Regions from separate parts of the Homo sapiens genome. Here region 2 is linked to region 1. Evidence: read pairs that join two places in POLR2A ChIA-PET (ENCODE). Cell type or tissue: CD4-positive, alpha-beta T cell. All regions are shown on one strand. Each heading gives the region's core, and the rest is flanking DNA. Links, peaks and the distances in the headings are about the cores only.

The links. ChIA-PET counts read pairs that join two places held together with the same protein. Peaks named below come from ENCODE experiments on the same cell type or tissue, not always from the same donor. Only the 100,000 strongest peaks of a DNase experiment are listed, where the experiment ranks them.
Region 2: POLR2A ChIA-PET joins it to region 1 with 6 read pairs; 8 of 35 experiments call an interaction of 5 or more read pairs at or near these places.

What each region holds. Positions count from the first base shown.
Region 1 is chr3:186,904,848-186,912,560 of GRCh38, reverse strand. No RefSeq gene overlaps it. Among named protein-coding and RNA genes, the nearest start is that of ST6GAL1, 22 kb to the left of the region's middle. RefSeq lists enhancers at 2,238-2,932, 2,951-3,000, 3,071-3,170, 2,933-3,628. In CD4-positive, alpha-beta T cell, for the core only: no CTCF peak of the experiment used is centred there; DNase peaks (open chromatin) are centred at 2,860 and 3,230; H3K4me3 peaks cover 799 bases; H3K27ac peaks cover 1,436 bases.
Region 2 is chr3:186,852,678-186,860,390 of GRCh38, reverse strand. It overlaps ADIPOQ (adiponectin, C1Q and collagen domain containing), which reads right to left. Exons shown (of 3, transcript NM_004797.4): 2 at 7,119-7,340; 3 at 1,928-6,207. The coding sequence starts at 7,332. The coding sequence ends at 5,687. ADIPOQ-AS1 (ADIPOQ antisense RNA 1) reads left to right here. Exons shown (of 4, transcript NR_046662.2): 2 at 4,275-6,258; 3 at 6,519-6,613; 4 at 7,149-7,713. Among named protein-coding and RNA genes, the nearest start is that of ADIPOQ-AS1, 4.8 kb to the left of the region's middle. RefSeq lists an enhancer at 7,341-7,713. In CD4-positive, alpha-beta T cell, for the core only: no CTCF peak of the experiment used is centred there; no DNase peak of the experiment used is centred there.

The DNA of each region.
Region 1 (7,713 bases), core at 2,029-4,528:
TAATCATAATGAAAATAGAAAGAAAGGATAAGGAATTTAAGACATGTAAAGAATAGATGATAAAAACCACCTAACATAACAACTACTACTGTCCTGGAAATAAGAGTTACAACAATTAACTAGGGAAATTATCTAGAAATGTAATACAGGAAAATCTCTCCAAAGTGATTCTGTTTTTCACTCAAGAAGATGCATTGTTTTCCAACAATATTGGTTGAAAAAAGATATTTAGGCGTATGCCTGTTAAAGTTGAAGGCAAAAAAAAAAATTCTTTAAATATTCAGAAAGAAAAATCCAGTCACCTCTCAGGGTTTTTTAAAAAATCAGATTTTTCTCTAAAGAGCAGTGCAATGTGGCCGGGTTTGGTGGCTCACGCCTGTAATCCCAGCACTTTGGGAGGCCGACGCGGGTGGATCACGAGGTCAGGAGATCGAGACCATCCTGGCTAACACCGTGAAACCCCGTCTCTACTAAAAATACAAAAAATTAGCCAGGCGTGGTGGCGGGCGCCTGTAGTCCCAGCTACTCAGGAGGCTGAGGCAGGAGAATGGCGTGAACCCGGAAGGCAGAGCTTGCACTGAGCCGAGATCGCACCACTGCACTCCAGCCTGGGCAACAGAGCGAGACTAAATTAGACGGCTAATTTTTTGTATTTTTAGTAGAGACGGGGTTTCACCGTGTTAGCCAGGATGGTCTCGATCTCCTGACTTCGTGATACACCCACCTCAGCCTCCCAAAGTGCTGGGATTACAGGCATGAGCCACCACGCTCAGCCTAGTTTCTATTTCTTTAAATTAACTGTGTGAAGCCAATCAAACTGCCTGTGTAGGTTAATATATAGCCTGCTGGACCCAGGGTGGGGCCCTGCTTAAAGGGTTTAAAAGAGTAGCCAATATCCCAATATCTCTCATGGTAAAGAAACATTACCTGAATCTCAGCAATCCTTTTTTCACTTTTTTTTTTCTTTTTTTGAGACGGAGTCTTGCTCTGTCGCCCAGGCTGGAGTGTAGTGGTGCATTCTCGGCTCACTGCCACCTCCACCTCCCAGGCTCAAGTATTTCTGCTGCCACAACCTCCCGAGTAGCTGGAATTATGGGAGCATGCCACCACGCCTGGCTAATTTTTGTAATTTAGTAGAGTTGGAGTTTTGCCATGTTGGCCAGGCTGGTTTCGAACTCCTGATCCACCTGTCTCGGCCTCCCAAACTGCTGGGATTACAGGTGTGTGTGCCACTGCGTCAGGACCTCTTTTTTCACTTTTAAACAACAGAATATAGAATATAATCCTAGGTTATTAGTTTTGAATTTATTTATGTATCATTCTAACATACAAATCCACTTGGAAATATCTATAAGCATGCTCACAAATTTTAATTTTATTTCTAAATGGTGGGATATGGAGGTAATTTATTGTTTTCTTCTTTCTACTTTTCTGGATATCATGTTATCACTTTGGTTAAAAAACAAAAAAAGCCCAACAACCATTTTTTTGAGCAAGAGAAATGGGAAACTTGTTTAAATTCGCATAGATTGAAGCTGGGATGGGAACTCGTATCTTCCAAACTTTAAAAACTACGAACCTGGCCGGGCATGGTGGCTCATACGTGTAATCCCAACACTTTGAGAGGCCGAGACAGGTGGATCACTTGAGGTCAGGAATTCAAGACCAGCCAGGCCAACATGGTGAAACCCTGTCTCTACTAAAAATACAAAAATTAGCTGGGCATGGTGGCACATGCTGTAATCCTAGCTACTTGGGAAGCTGAGTCAGGAGAATCGCTTGAGCCCAGGAGGTGGAGGTTGCAGTGAGTCGAGATCACACCACTGCACTCTAGCCTGGTTACAGAATGAGACTCACTCTCAAAAAACAAATAAATAGGCTGGATGCGGTGGCTTACACTGGTAATCCCAGCACTTTGGGAGGTCAGGGCGGGAGGATCACCTGAGGTCAGGAATTCGAGACCAGCCTGACCAACATGGAGAAACCCCATCTCTACTAAAAATACAAAATTAGCTGAGCGTGGTAGCACATGCCTGTAATCCCAGCTATTCAGGAGGCTGAGGCAGGAGAATTGCTTGAACCCGGGAGGCGAAGTTTGCAGTGAGCTGAGATCGCACCATCGCACTCCAGCCTGGGAGACAAGAGTGAAACTCCATCTCAAAAATAAATAAATAAATAAATAAATAGAAAGAAAAAGAAAAACTATGAACCTTACTGCTCTCTTACCTCCCATACCCTGAGGTTAAGGAACTTGAAGACTTAATATGATTAATAAATTAATATGCCAGAAATTACGATGCATTTAAAGTGCTTGACACAGTGTCCAGCAAGTAGTGCATAGATGTTCGCTGTTATAATAATGGTAATTATCTTTATTTAATACTATAATATGATATTAAAAATGTTATGATAGGCCAGGCGCAATGGCTCATGCCTGTAATCCCAGCACTTCGGGAGGCCGAGGCGGGTGGATCACCTGAGGTCAGGAGTTCAAGACCAGCCTGGCCAACATGGGGAAACCTCGCCTCTACTGAAAATGAAAAAAAAATTGGTGCTGGCAAGATGGCCGAATAGGAAAAGCTCCGGTCTGCAGCTCCCAGTGAGATCATGCAGAAGGCAGGAGATTTCTTCATTTCCAACTGAGGTACCCAGTTCATCTCACAGGGACTGGTTGGATAGTGGGTGCAGCCCACGAAGAGCGAGCCAAAGCAGGGTGGGGTGTAGCCTCACCCAGGAAGCACAGGAAGCACAAGCGGTCGGGGGATTTGCCTCCCCTAGCCAAGGGAAGCCGTGAGGGACTGTGCCGTGGCCAACAGAGCACTCTGGCCCAGATACTGTGCTTTTCACATGGTCTTTGCAACCTGCAGACCAGGAGATTCCCTCCAGTTGCCCATGCCACCAGGGCCCTGGATTTCAAGCACAAAACCGGGTGGCCGTTTGGGCAGACATTGAGCTAGCTACAGGAGTTGTTTTTTCATACCCCAGAGGCACCTGGAATGCCAGCGAGACAGAACCGTTCACTCCCCTGGAAAGGGGGCTGAAGCCTGGGAACCAAGTGTTCTAGCTCAGAGGGTCCCACCCCCACGGAGCCCAGCAAGCTAAGATCCACTGGCTTGAGATTCTCGCTGCCAGCGCAGCAGTCTGAAGTTGACCTGGGACATTCAAGCTTCGTCGGGGGAGGAGCATCCGCCATTGCTGAGGCTTGGGTAGGTGGTTTTACCCTCACAGTGTAAACAAAACCGCCAGGAAGTTCAAACTGGGTGGAGCCCACCGCAGCTCAGCAGGGCCACTGTAGCCAGACTGCCTCTCTAGATTCCTCCTCTCTGGGCAGCACATCTCTGAAAAAAAGGCAGCAGCCCCAGTCAGGGACTTACAGATAAAACCCCCATCTCCCTGGGACAGAGCACCTGAGGGAAAGGGCAGCTGTGGGTGCAGCTTCAGCAGACTCAAACGTCCCTGCCTGATGGCTCTGAAGAGAGCAGTGGACCTCCCAGCACAGCGTTCGAGCTCTGATAAGGGTCATACTGCCTCCTCAAGTGGGTCCCTGACCCCTGTGTATCCTGACTGGAAGACACCTCCCAGTAGGGGCCGACAGACACCTCATACAGGAGAGCTCTGGCTGGCATCTGGCAGGTGTCCCTCTGGGACAAAGCTTCCAGAGGAAGAAACAGGCAGCAATCTGCTGTTCTGCAGCCTCTGCTGGTGATATCCAGGCAAACAGGGTCTGGTGTGGACCTCCAGCAAACTCCAGCAGACCTGCAGCAGAGGGGCCTGACTGTTAGGAGGAAAACTAACAAACAGAAAAGAATAGCATCAACATCAACAAAGAGGATGTCCACACAAAAACCCCATCCGAAGGTCACCAACATCCAAGACCAAAGGTAGATAAATCCATGAAGATGGGGATAAACCAGCACAAAAAGGCTGAAAATTCCAAAAACCAGAATGCCTATTCTCCTCCAAAGGATCACAACTCTTTGCCAGCAAGGGAACAAATCTGGACGGAGAATGGGTTTGACGAATTGACAGAAGTAGGCTTTAGAAGATGGGTAATAACAAATTCCTCCGAGTTAAAGGAGCATGTTCTAATCCAATGCAAGGAAGCTAAGAACCTTGAAAAAAGGTTAGATGAATTGCTAACTAGAATAACTAGTTTATAGAAGAACATAAATGACCTGATGGAGCTAAAAAACACAGCACCAGAACTTCGTGAAGCATACACAAGTATCAATAGCCTAATCAATCAAGCAGAAGAAAGGATATCACAGATTGAAGATGAACTTAATGAAATAAAGTGAGAAGACAAGATTTGTTATAATTATCATTATTTAATACTATAGTATTTTCAAAGAATGAAAAGAAACAAACAAAGCCTCCAAGAAATATGGGACTATGTGAAAAGACCAAATCTACGTTTCATTGGTGTACCTGAAAGTGATGGGGAGAATGGAACCAAGTTGGAACACACTCTTCAGGATATTATGCAGGAGAACTTCCCCAACCTAGCAAGGCAGGCCAACATTCAAATTCAGGTAATACAGAGAACACCATAAAGATACTCCTCCAGAAGAGCAACCCCAAGACACACAATCGTCAAATTCACCAAGGTTGACATGAAGGAAAAAATGTTAAGGCAGCCAGAGAGAAAGGTCGGCTTACCCACAAAGGGAAAACCATCAGACTAACAGCGGATCTCTCAGCAGAAACCCTACAAGCCAGAAGAGAATGGGGGCCAATATTCAACATTCTTGAAGAATTTTCAACCAAGAATTTCATATCCAGCCAAACTGAGCTTCATAAGTGAAGAAGTAAAATCCTTTTCAGACAAGCAAATGCTGAGAGATTTTGTCACCACCAGGCCTGCCTTACAAGAGCTCCTGAAGGAAGCACTAAATGTGGAAAGGAACAACCGGTACCAGCCACTGCAAAAACATACCAAATTGTAAAGACCATCGACACTATGAAGAAACTGCACCAACTAACAGGCAAAATAACCAGCTAGCACCATAATGACAGAATTAAATTTACACATAACAATATTAACCTTAAATGTAAACGGGCTAAATGCCCCGATTAAAAGACACAGACTGGCAAATTGGATAAAGAGTCAAGATCCATCAATGGTGCTGTATTCAGGAGACCCATCTCATGTGCAGAGACACACATAGGCTCAAAAGAAAGGGATGGAAGAATATTTACCAAGCAAATGGAAAGCAAAAAAAAGCAGGGGTTGAAGTCCTAGTCTCTGATAAAACAGACTTTAAACCAACAAAGATCAAAAGAGACAATGAAGGGTATTACACAATCGTAAAGAAATCAATGCAACAAGAAGGGCTAACTACGCTAAATATATATGCACCCAATACGGGAGCACCCAGATTCATAAAGCAAGTTCTTAGAGACCTACAAAGAAACTTAGACTCCCACACAATAATAATGGGAGACTTTAACACTCCACTGTCAATATTAGACAGATCAATGAGACAAAATTAACAAGGATATTCAGGACTTGAACTCAGCTCTGGAACAATAGACCTAATAGATATCTACAGAACTCTCCACCCAAAATAAACAGAATATACATTCTTCTCAGCACCACATCACACTTATTCTAAAATTGACCACATAATTGAAAGTAAAGCACTCCTCAGCAAATGCAAAAGAACGGAAGTCGTAACAGTCTCTCGGACCACAGTGCAATCAAATTAAAACTCAGGATTAAGAAACTCACTAAAAACCACACAACTACATGGAAACTGAACAACCTGCTCCTGAATGACTACTGGGTAAATAATGAAATTAAGGCAGAAATAAAGATGTACTTTGAAACCAATGAGAACAAACACACAACATACCAGAATCTCTGGGACACATTTAAAGCAGTGTTTAAAGGGAAATTTATAGCACTAAATGCCCACAAGAGAAAGCAGGAACGATCTAAACTTTACACCCTAACATCACAATTAAAATAACTAGAGAAGCAAGGGCAAACAAATTCAACAGCTAGCAGAAGACAAGAAATAGCTAAGATCAGAGCAGAACTGAAGGAGATAAAGACACAAAAACACCTTCAAAAAAATAAATGAATCCAGAAGCTGGTTTTTTGAAAAGATCAACAAAACAGATAGACTGCTAGCCAGACTAATAAAGAAGAAAAGAGAGAAGAATCAAACAGAAGCAATAAAAAATGATAAAGGGGATATCACCACTGATCCCACAGAAATACAAGCTACCATCAGAGAATACTATAAACACCACTGTGCAAATAAACTAGAAAATCTAGAAGAAATGGATAAATTCCTGGACACATACACCCTTTCAAGACTAAACCAGGAAGAAGTCGAGTCCCTGAATAGACCAATAACAGGCTCTGAAATTGAGGCAGTAATTAATAATCTACCAACCAAAAAAAATCCAGAATCAGACGGATTCACAGCCGAATTCTACCAGAGGTACAACGAGGAGCTGGTACCATTCCTTTTGAAATGATTCCAAACAATAGAAAAAGAGGGAATCCTCCCTAACTCATTTTATGAGGCCAGCATCATCCTGATACCAAAACTTGGCAGAGACACAACAAAAAAAAAGAACATTACAGGCCAATATTCCTGATGAACATCCATGCGAAAATCCTCAATAAAATACTGGCAAACCAAACCCAACAGCACATCAAAAAGCTTATCCACCAAGATCAAGTTGGCTTCATCCCTGGGATGCGAGGCTGTTTAAACATATGCAAATCAATAAACGTACTCCATCACATAAACAGAACCAATGACAAAAACCACATGATTATCTCAATAGATGCAGAAAAGGCCTTCGATAAAATACAATAGCCTTTCAGGCTAAAAACTCTCAATAAACTTGGTATTGATGGAACGTATTTCAAAATAATAAGAGCTATTTATGACAAACCCACAGCCAATATCATACTGAATGGGGAAAAACTGGAAGCATTCCCTTTGAAAACCGGCACAAGACAAGCATGCCCTCTCTTACCACTCCTATTCAACATAATATTGGAAGTTCTGGCCAGGGCAATTGGACAAGAGAAAGAAATAAAGTGTATTCAATTAGGAAATGAAGAAGTCAAATTGTCTCTGTTTGCAGATGACATGATTGTATATTTAGAAAACCCCATTATCTCAGCCCAATATCTCCTTAAGCTGATAAGCAACTTCAGCAAAGTCTCAGGATACAAAATCAATGTACAAAAATCACAAGCATTCGTATACACCAATAACAGACAAACAGAGAGCCATTCACAATTGCTACAAAAAGAATAAAATACCTAGGAATCCAACTTACAAGGGATGTGAAGGACCTCTTCAAGGAGAACTACAAATCACTGCTCAATGAAATAAGAGAGGACACAAACAAATGGAAGAACATTCCATGCTCATGGATAAGAAGAATCAATATCGTTAAAAAGGCCATACTGCCCAAAGTAATTTATAGATTCAGTGCTGTCCCCATCAAGCTACCATTGACTTTCTTCAAAAAATTGGAAAAAAACTAGTATGAATTTCATATGAAACTAAAAAAGAGCCCACATTGCCAAGACAATCCTAAGCAAAAAGAACAAAGCTGGAGGCATCACATTACCTGACTTCAAACTATACTACAAGGCTACAGTAACCAAAACAGCATGGTACTGATACCAAAACAGATATATAGACTAATGGAACAGAACAGAGGCCTCAGAGATAATAC
Region 2 (7,713 bases), core at 2,309-4,808, 52 kb after region 1:
ACTTGACTCTATTATCCTGTTGCCAAGTTTTCTTCCTAACTGAGCCTGAGCTTGGTGCCTGGGCACAGTCACAGTTTAATTTCCAACCCTGTGTACTTTTTATTTTTATTTACTTGTTTTTTTGAGGCAGAGTCTTTCTCTGTTGCCCAGGCCGAAGTGCAGTGGCACTATCTTGGCTCACTGCAACTTCTGTCTCCCAGGTCAAGTGATTCTCCTGCCTCAGCCTCTCAAGTAGCTGGGATTACAGGTGCACGCCACCACAACCAGCTGATTTTTGTATTTTTAGTTTCACCATGTTGGTCAGGCAGGTCTCGAACTCCTGACCTCAAGTGATCTGCCCACCTTGGTCTCCCAAAGTGCTGGGATTACAGGCATGAGCCACTGCGCTCAGCCCCCTGTGTACTTTCTAGATGTACATAAAATAAATACAAGCTAACTCACATTAAAAGGAGAGATGGCATAAAAATACAGGAACTGGTGTCTTACGGCCCCCGTGGGTTGGGATATAGTTAAATCTCAGGAAGGACTGAACCAAAAAGTAGAAAGCATCCAAGATCTCTCTCTCTCTCTCTCTCTCTCTGACTTTCAATTCTGTTTCTCTCAAAGCCTCTACCTTTCTCACAGCTGGGCCTCTTCTTGTTCTACACTGCAGGGCAGAAGGACCCATGAGTCCTGAATCTGCATGTTTTACATCCATCCTAATTCGTATTCCTGGAGGAATCTGGTCGGCCCAGTATCTTAGCCCATTTTGTGCTGCTATAGCAGAATACCACAGACTGGGCAATTTATAAAGAACAGAAATTTGTTGGCTCACAGTTCTGAGGGTGAGAAAATCCAGTGGCTCAGACCTATAATCTCAGCACTTTGGGAAGCCAAGGCAGGAGGATTACTTGAGCCCAGAAGTTTGAGACCAGCCTGGGCAACATAGCAACACTCAAATCTCAAAAATAAAAATAAAAAATGTCTGCAGAAAATGTCCTAAATTTGCTGAAAGACCTATATTTATAGATTCAAGAAGTTTAATGAACCCTAAAATGGGTGAAAGTTGAAAACACCCAGACACATCATAATCAAACTATTGAAAATCAGAGGTAAAGAAAGCATCTTGAAAGCAGCTGGAAGAAAAAATTATAAATTACACATAAGGGAAAACTATGACTGCAGGTTTCTCATCTGAAACCATAGAGCCTTTGAGATAAAGAGAAAAAAAAATATATATATATATACACACACACCATGGGTCCCAGAAGACAGAAACATCTTTAATGCACTGAAAAAAATAAACTAAATAAAATAAAATGCTAGAAGAAAGAACTGTCAACTGAGAATTCTATATCCAGTAAAAATATATTTCAGGAATGTAGAAAAGATGAAGGCATTCTCAGATGAAGAAAAACTAAGAGAATTCATCATCAACAGACTTGCTTTAAAATAAATGCTCAATAAAGTTTTTCAGGTTGAGGAGAAATTACACCAGAGAGAAACACAGAACATTAGAAATTAATAAAGAACAAAGGAAATGATGAATATCTGAATATGTATTTTTCTCCTCTTAAATTCTTTAAAATATATATATGACTGACGAATGCAAAAATCATAACATTGCCTATAATGTTTCAGTGTATATAGATGTAATATATATGACAACTACAACATAAAAGAAAGTGGATAGAGGTACTAATATGATTATAAGCCTTCTACGGTTTACTGCAAGTGGCAAAATATTAACTTTATGCACACTGTGAAAAGTTAAGTACATTGTAATCCCTCAAGCAACCACTAAAAAATACCACAAAGAGATATAGGCAAATACCCAATAAATAAATTAAGATAAAATATTATGAAATATTTAAACAATCCAAAAGAATTCTGGAAAGAGAATAAAACAGAAGTGGTGAACAGCAAACAAATAAAACAGTCATCCATCTTAAATTCAACAATTTTATTAAATATAAATTGTCTAAACACCAATTAAAAGACAGATATTTTTAGACTGGATAAAAATTATACCCAACTACATGCAGTCTGTAAGAAACACATTTTAAATACAATAATATAGATATATTTAAAGTAACATGATGGAAAAAGATATACCACAAAAACACTAATCAAAAGAAAGTTGACCAGGTGTGATGGCTCATGCCTGTAATCCCAGCACTTTGGGAGGCCGAGGCGGGTGGATCACAAAGTCAGGAGTTTGAAACCAACCTGACGAATGTGGTGAAACCCCGTCTCTACGAAAAATACAAAAATTAGCTGGGCGCAGTGGCATGAGCCTGTAGTTCCAGCTACTTGGGAGGCTGAGGCAGGAGAATTGCTCATGGTAGAGGTAGCAGTGAGCCAAGATCACACCACTGAACTCCAGCCAGGGCCACAGAACGAGAGTCTGTCAAAAAAAGAGAGAGAGAGAGAGAGAGAAAGAAAAGGAGGAAGGAAGGAAGGAAAGAGAGAGAGAGAGAAAGAAAGGAAGGAAGAAAGAAAGGAAGGAAGAAAGAAAAGGAAGTTGAGTGCGTATGTTATTTTTAGACAAAGTAGACTTCAGAACACAGAAAATTATCACAGATAAAGAAGGACATTACATAATGATAAGAGAGTAAATGCACCAATAAGACATAATACTAAACATGTATATATCTAATAATAGAGCGCTAAAATATATGAAGCAAAAGCTGACAGAACTAAAGAGAATTGGACAAATCCACAATTGTACTTCAAAGCATCACAGGACCATTAATCCTGAAATCTTGACCTCAGTTTCTCTCAGGCCTCTTTTGGCCTCAGTTGACTCTCTCTGTGCCTCTGGTTCCACAAAGGAATAACCCTGCCCCAGAGAGTTTAGGGTAACTGTGAAAGCGTGTTCTGTAAGGAGCCCACCCCAACCAGATGTGAGACTGTGAGCATAGCCAGACTTTAGCTACTTGTTGAAATTTTAGAGAAAATCAATAGGAATTTTCCAGCTATGTCTCTCTGGGAAACTCATGAAAGCTCAAACACAGCATTAAGAGTTTGTTGTGGACAGGTATTATTTTGCATCTATCATCCACTCTCCTATTTCTGATAACAGTGTCCCAATTTTGCTTTAGGGAAAATACCTCTACATACCCCTAACTTAAGCTGCAATTAAGTCAATATGAATATTTCATCCTCCTGACTCAGTGATTGGTCAGAAACAGGCACACAACTCAGCCAGAGCAATGAGATGCAAGGTTACACTTGCTGGGGCATCTGGGAAAGAGAGCTTCCTCTCTCCTCTTTGGGCATCACCAGAAAACATGATGTCCATTTAGCCAGATGGTGTGGCTTGGGGATACGAGAGCTGGGCAGGCCACAGTCTTTTTGATATCGGGAGGGAAACCCTAGAACTATACTGTGTAGCACCTGAGGGTAAAGCCTACACTGCGGAAGGCAGAACAGAAGGACATACAGAAAAGGGTCTTGATTGTTTTGAGCTTTGGTTCAAACCTTATCTAAAGACAGAACAACTCTGGTAATTTCTATTATGCAAAGGAATAAATGTTTCCATTTTTCCTTTATTTTTCTTGCTTACAGTAGTTTGCATAATATTTTGGGTTTTCTGTTGTGAATGACATTCACAACACAGAGTTCTGACTAACACAAGGCTTACTCTCACCTCTTCATCCCTCTCTAAACCTCATATCTATCTTTCTCAAAAAATAACAACAAAAATGGAGGCGGGCAGATCACAAGGTCAGGAGTTCGAGACCAGCCTGGCCAATATGGTGAAACCCTGTCTTTACTAAAAATACAAAAATTAGCCTGGCATGGTGGTAGGCACCTGTGGTCCCAGCTACTCGGGAGGCTGAGGCAGAAGAATCGCTTGAACCTGGGAGGCAAAGGTTGCAGTAAGCCGAGATCATGCCACTGCACTCTAGCCTGGCAACAGAGGGAAACTCCATCTTAAAAACAACAACAACAACAAAAAGACAAAGCTTTATATGTGGAAAAAATAATACCTTAATGATTAGCAATACACATATAAGAGAGAATTGTTCAGAATTTAAAACTGTAAGCAAAAAGATAGTTTTTTAAATTTATATATTGATAGAGAATGCTATTTACTCTGTTTTTGCTAAAATCTTTGAAGAACATCACTGGAGTTATTGTCTCCTGAGAGAATGTTTACCACCATCAACTACCTCAACCTGTAATTCTTAAAGAACAATAATAAATTCAGGAGGCCCAGTCTTCCCTGACCCTGTTGGTACTCAAGGAGACAATGGCTTCAGAATTCCTCCATGGGTTTTGCATTTCAGGCTCAAGCTACCTTCTTGATGAAAAATTCTGGACGTGTTCTGAAAATCACAGTCATCCCTAACTTCAGTGGAAAAGATTCATATTGTCCAGCTGAACAAGGATTGATACTTAAAACCAGGGATTTCCTAAAATGAAAATGTTTCTGTGGATAAAACTGATTACATGCAGAGACTGGAATGGAGTTAATTCTGGGTAGATATGGGATTCAAGAGATTGGTCTTCATGAGGCATTTATCAAGGATCTGCAAGGGATTTAGAGGTGACGGAAGCACAGTCCTTCCTGGGCAGTTGCCTCTAGCCTGGTGGGAGGTGTTCCTCACACCCAGGACTCTCATCCATGGCAAAATAAAAAGTGAGATATCGACTGGGCATGGTGGCTCATGCCTGTAATCCCAGCACTTTGGGAGGTCGAGGCGGGTGGATCACCTAGGCCAGGAGTTCGAGACCAGCCTGGCCAACATGACGAAACCCCATTTCTACTAAAAATACAAAAATTAGCCATGTGTGGTGGAATGCACCTGAAGTCTCAGCTACTCGGGAGGCTGAGGCACAATAATTGCTTGGACCCAGGAGAAGGAGGCTGCAGTGAGCCGAGGTCGTGTCACTGTACTCCAGCCTGGGTGACAGAGTGAGACTCCATCTCAAAAAAAAAAAAAGTGGATATCACATCAGAGAAGCTCCTGGCCAGGTGGCCTTGAGGAACAGGGATGAGTTCGGCACTTAGAGATGGAGTTGGCTTTCCCCGTTGGAGGGAAAGGCATGAGAAGGGACATAGGTAAGAGGAAGTAGAGTAGTGCAGGGGCCATTGAGTAGTAGTCCTTCCAAGACAGGACGTCATCATAGAACCACTTTCTCTGAGGAAGCTCTGCTTGGGGGAGGTTTTAATTCATGAGGAAGGCAAATTCAATGGCTCTCAGGTGAGGTGGGAAACAGACACCTACCAACACTCCAAAGAGAACATGTACCTCTATAAAAGGGCACAGTCTAGTGAACAAAGTCCACAGCTCTGGGTTTGATTTCTAGCACTGTCACTTAATACTGTGTGACCTTAGACATTCACTTAACTCTCTCAGCCTCAGGATACAATCTGTAAAAACAGGAGAATGCTTGTTCCCTGTGCCTTATAGGATTGATATGAGCATCAGGAGAGACAGTGGGCACAAAATAGCACTGTCAACTACTTCTTTCTAGTCAGTTATCTGGTCATGTTTGTGAAGCTCCCCAGGACTGGGAACATAGCATATGATTTTTTTAAAGTTACTCGATGAATGAATGAATAAATGAATGAGTAAATGAATGAATAATATCTAAAGGCCTCCAACTAAATAATAATCAACTTCCTAACCGTACTGAAAGCCTTTAATTGACTTTGGGGCTGTTTGGCCTGGAGGAGGCTCTGAGTTAGTGGTGATCAGTTGGTGTCATGGTAGAGAAGAAAGCCTGTGAAGGTGGAGTCATTGTCATTATCAGCATAGAGTCCATTACGCTCTCCTTCCCCATACACCTGGAGCCAGACTTGGTCGCCCACCTCCAGATGCAGGAGCACAGAGCCGGAGGCCTGGTCCACATTATTTTCCTGGTACTGATCATAGGTGAAGAGCATAGCCTTGTCCTTCTTGAAGAGGCTGACCTTCACATCCTTCATATAGACTGTGATGTGGTAGGCAAAGTAGTACAGCCCAGGAATGTTGCAGTGGAATTTACCAGTGGAGCCATCATAGTGGTTTTGCTGATTGTAGAAGATCTTGGTAAAGCGAATGGGCATGTTGGGGATAGTAACGTAAGTCTCCAATCCCACACTGAATGCTGAGCGGTATACATAGGCACCTTCTCCAGGTTCTCCTTTCCTGCCTTGGATTCCCGGAAAGCCTCGGGGACCTTCAGCCCCGGGTACTCCGGTTTCACCGATGTCTCCCTTAGGACCAATAAGACCTAAGGAATGAGAAGACCTCAGTGACTACAAAGAACAGAACTCCTGCCTAGGTTGGTTACAGCCTAAATTACCATCCCTGTGGCTCCCACTCACAACCTTCTTGACTTATAGATCAAGAAACCAATAAGAGCTCCCAAAAGGAGAGAGGTGTTACCTCCTCCTTCTATATCTCCCACAGACATGGAGGCTCCCATAATTTCAACTCTATCTTTATCTCCTATAGGTCTCTATCATAGACCCTCCACCCTGCCAGCCCTTTATGTGCTGGCACCATCAACCCTGGTTTTGCAATTCTACCCCCTCCATCTAGGATGTCTCTCCTCCTCTATTCTGCCTACCCATCATTCAAGGCCTAGCTGAAGCTCTGCCTCCTCCTTGAAGCCTTCATTCTTCATCAGGTCCACGGTGAGTATATTTTCTCTATGCTCCATACTTTGAATACTTGTTCACATTCAGTTTGACATTTTTAGAGTAGACTTTCTTGTAGTAACCACCAACAGAGCCTTGCACATTAGACATCTTACCTAGATCAAGAGTTCCCCAAAGGCAGGACTGAGCCTTTCAGGGGGTGTGCAGTAAATGTGGTTGAATGCCACTGGGTGAAATGGAAGTTAAGCAGACAGAAAGAGGAATCAGAATATGAATGTACTGGGAATAGGGATGAGGGTGAAGATGGGAAAGGGGATGGAAAAGGAGCTGCAGATGCAGCAAAGCCAAAGTCTTGGTTATAGAGGCACCATCTACACTCATCCTTGGAAGACCAACCCCAAATCACTTCAGGTTGCTTATGGTTAACATAAAAAAGCTTTGCTTTCTCCCTGTGTCTAGGCCTTAGTTAATAATGAATGCCTTCATATAGTTTATATCAGTGTAGGAGGTCTGTGATGAAAGAGGCCAGAAACATTCTTACCTGGATCTCCTTTCTCACCCTTCTCACCAGGGGTGCCATCTCTGCCATCACGGCCTGGGGCCCCATTATGGCCCGGATGCCCTGGGATGCCCGCCATCCAACCTGTGCAGGCCCCCTTGGGCAGGGGAAGCAGGACTCCGGGCCCTTGAGTCGTGGTTTCCTGGTCATGACCGGGCAGAGCTAATAGCAGTAGAACAGCTCCCAGCAACAGCATCCTGAGCCCTGGAATCCACATGTGCACTGTCAGCCATGGAGAGACAGACCCCACACACACACCCAGTTGGGACCTACAAAGGACTCCGTCCATCTCAGCAGAGTCTACTTCTAGGAGCTGCTTTCTAAGTATTCAACTTTTCCAGGAAGACTTTTCTGAATATTGCAGCCCACCTTGATCTCTTTCTGCCCTGAAATCTGTAATACTTAGCATTATTCCCTGTGTGTAGTCTCCTTTCCTCACCAAGATTATGAATTCAGTGATTGCACAGATGACACTCCTCTAATTTTCCCATGTCTGAGCACAGGACCAAGCACAGGGAAAGCTCCAAGAGTCGACTTGCCAAGAATCCATCCTTGGGTTTCCCAAGTACGATGACAC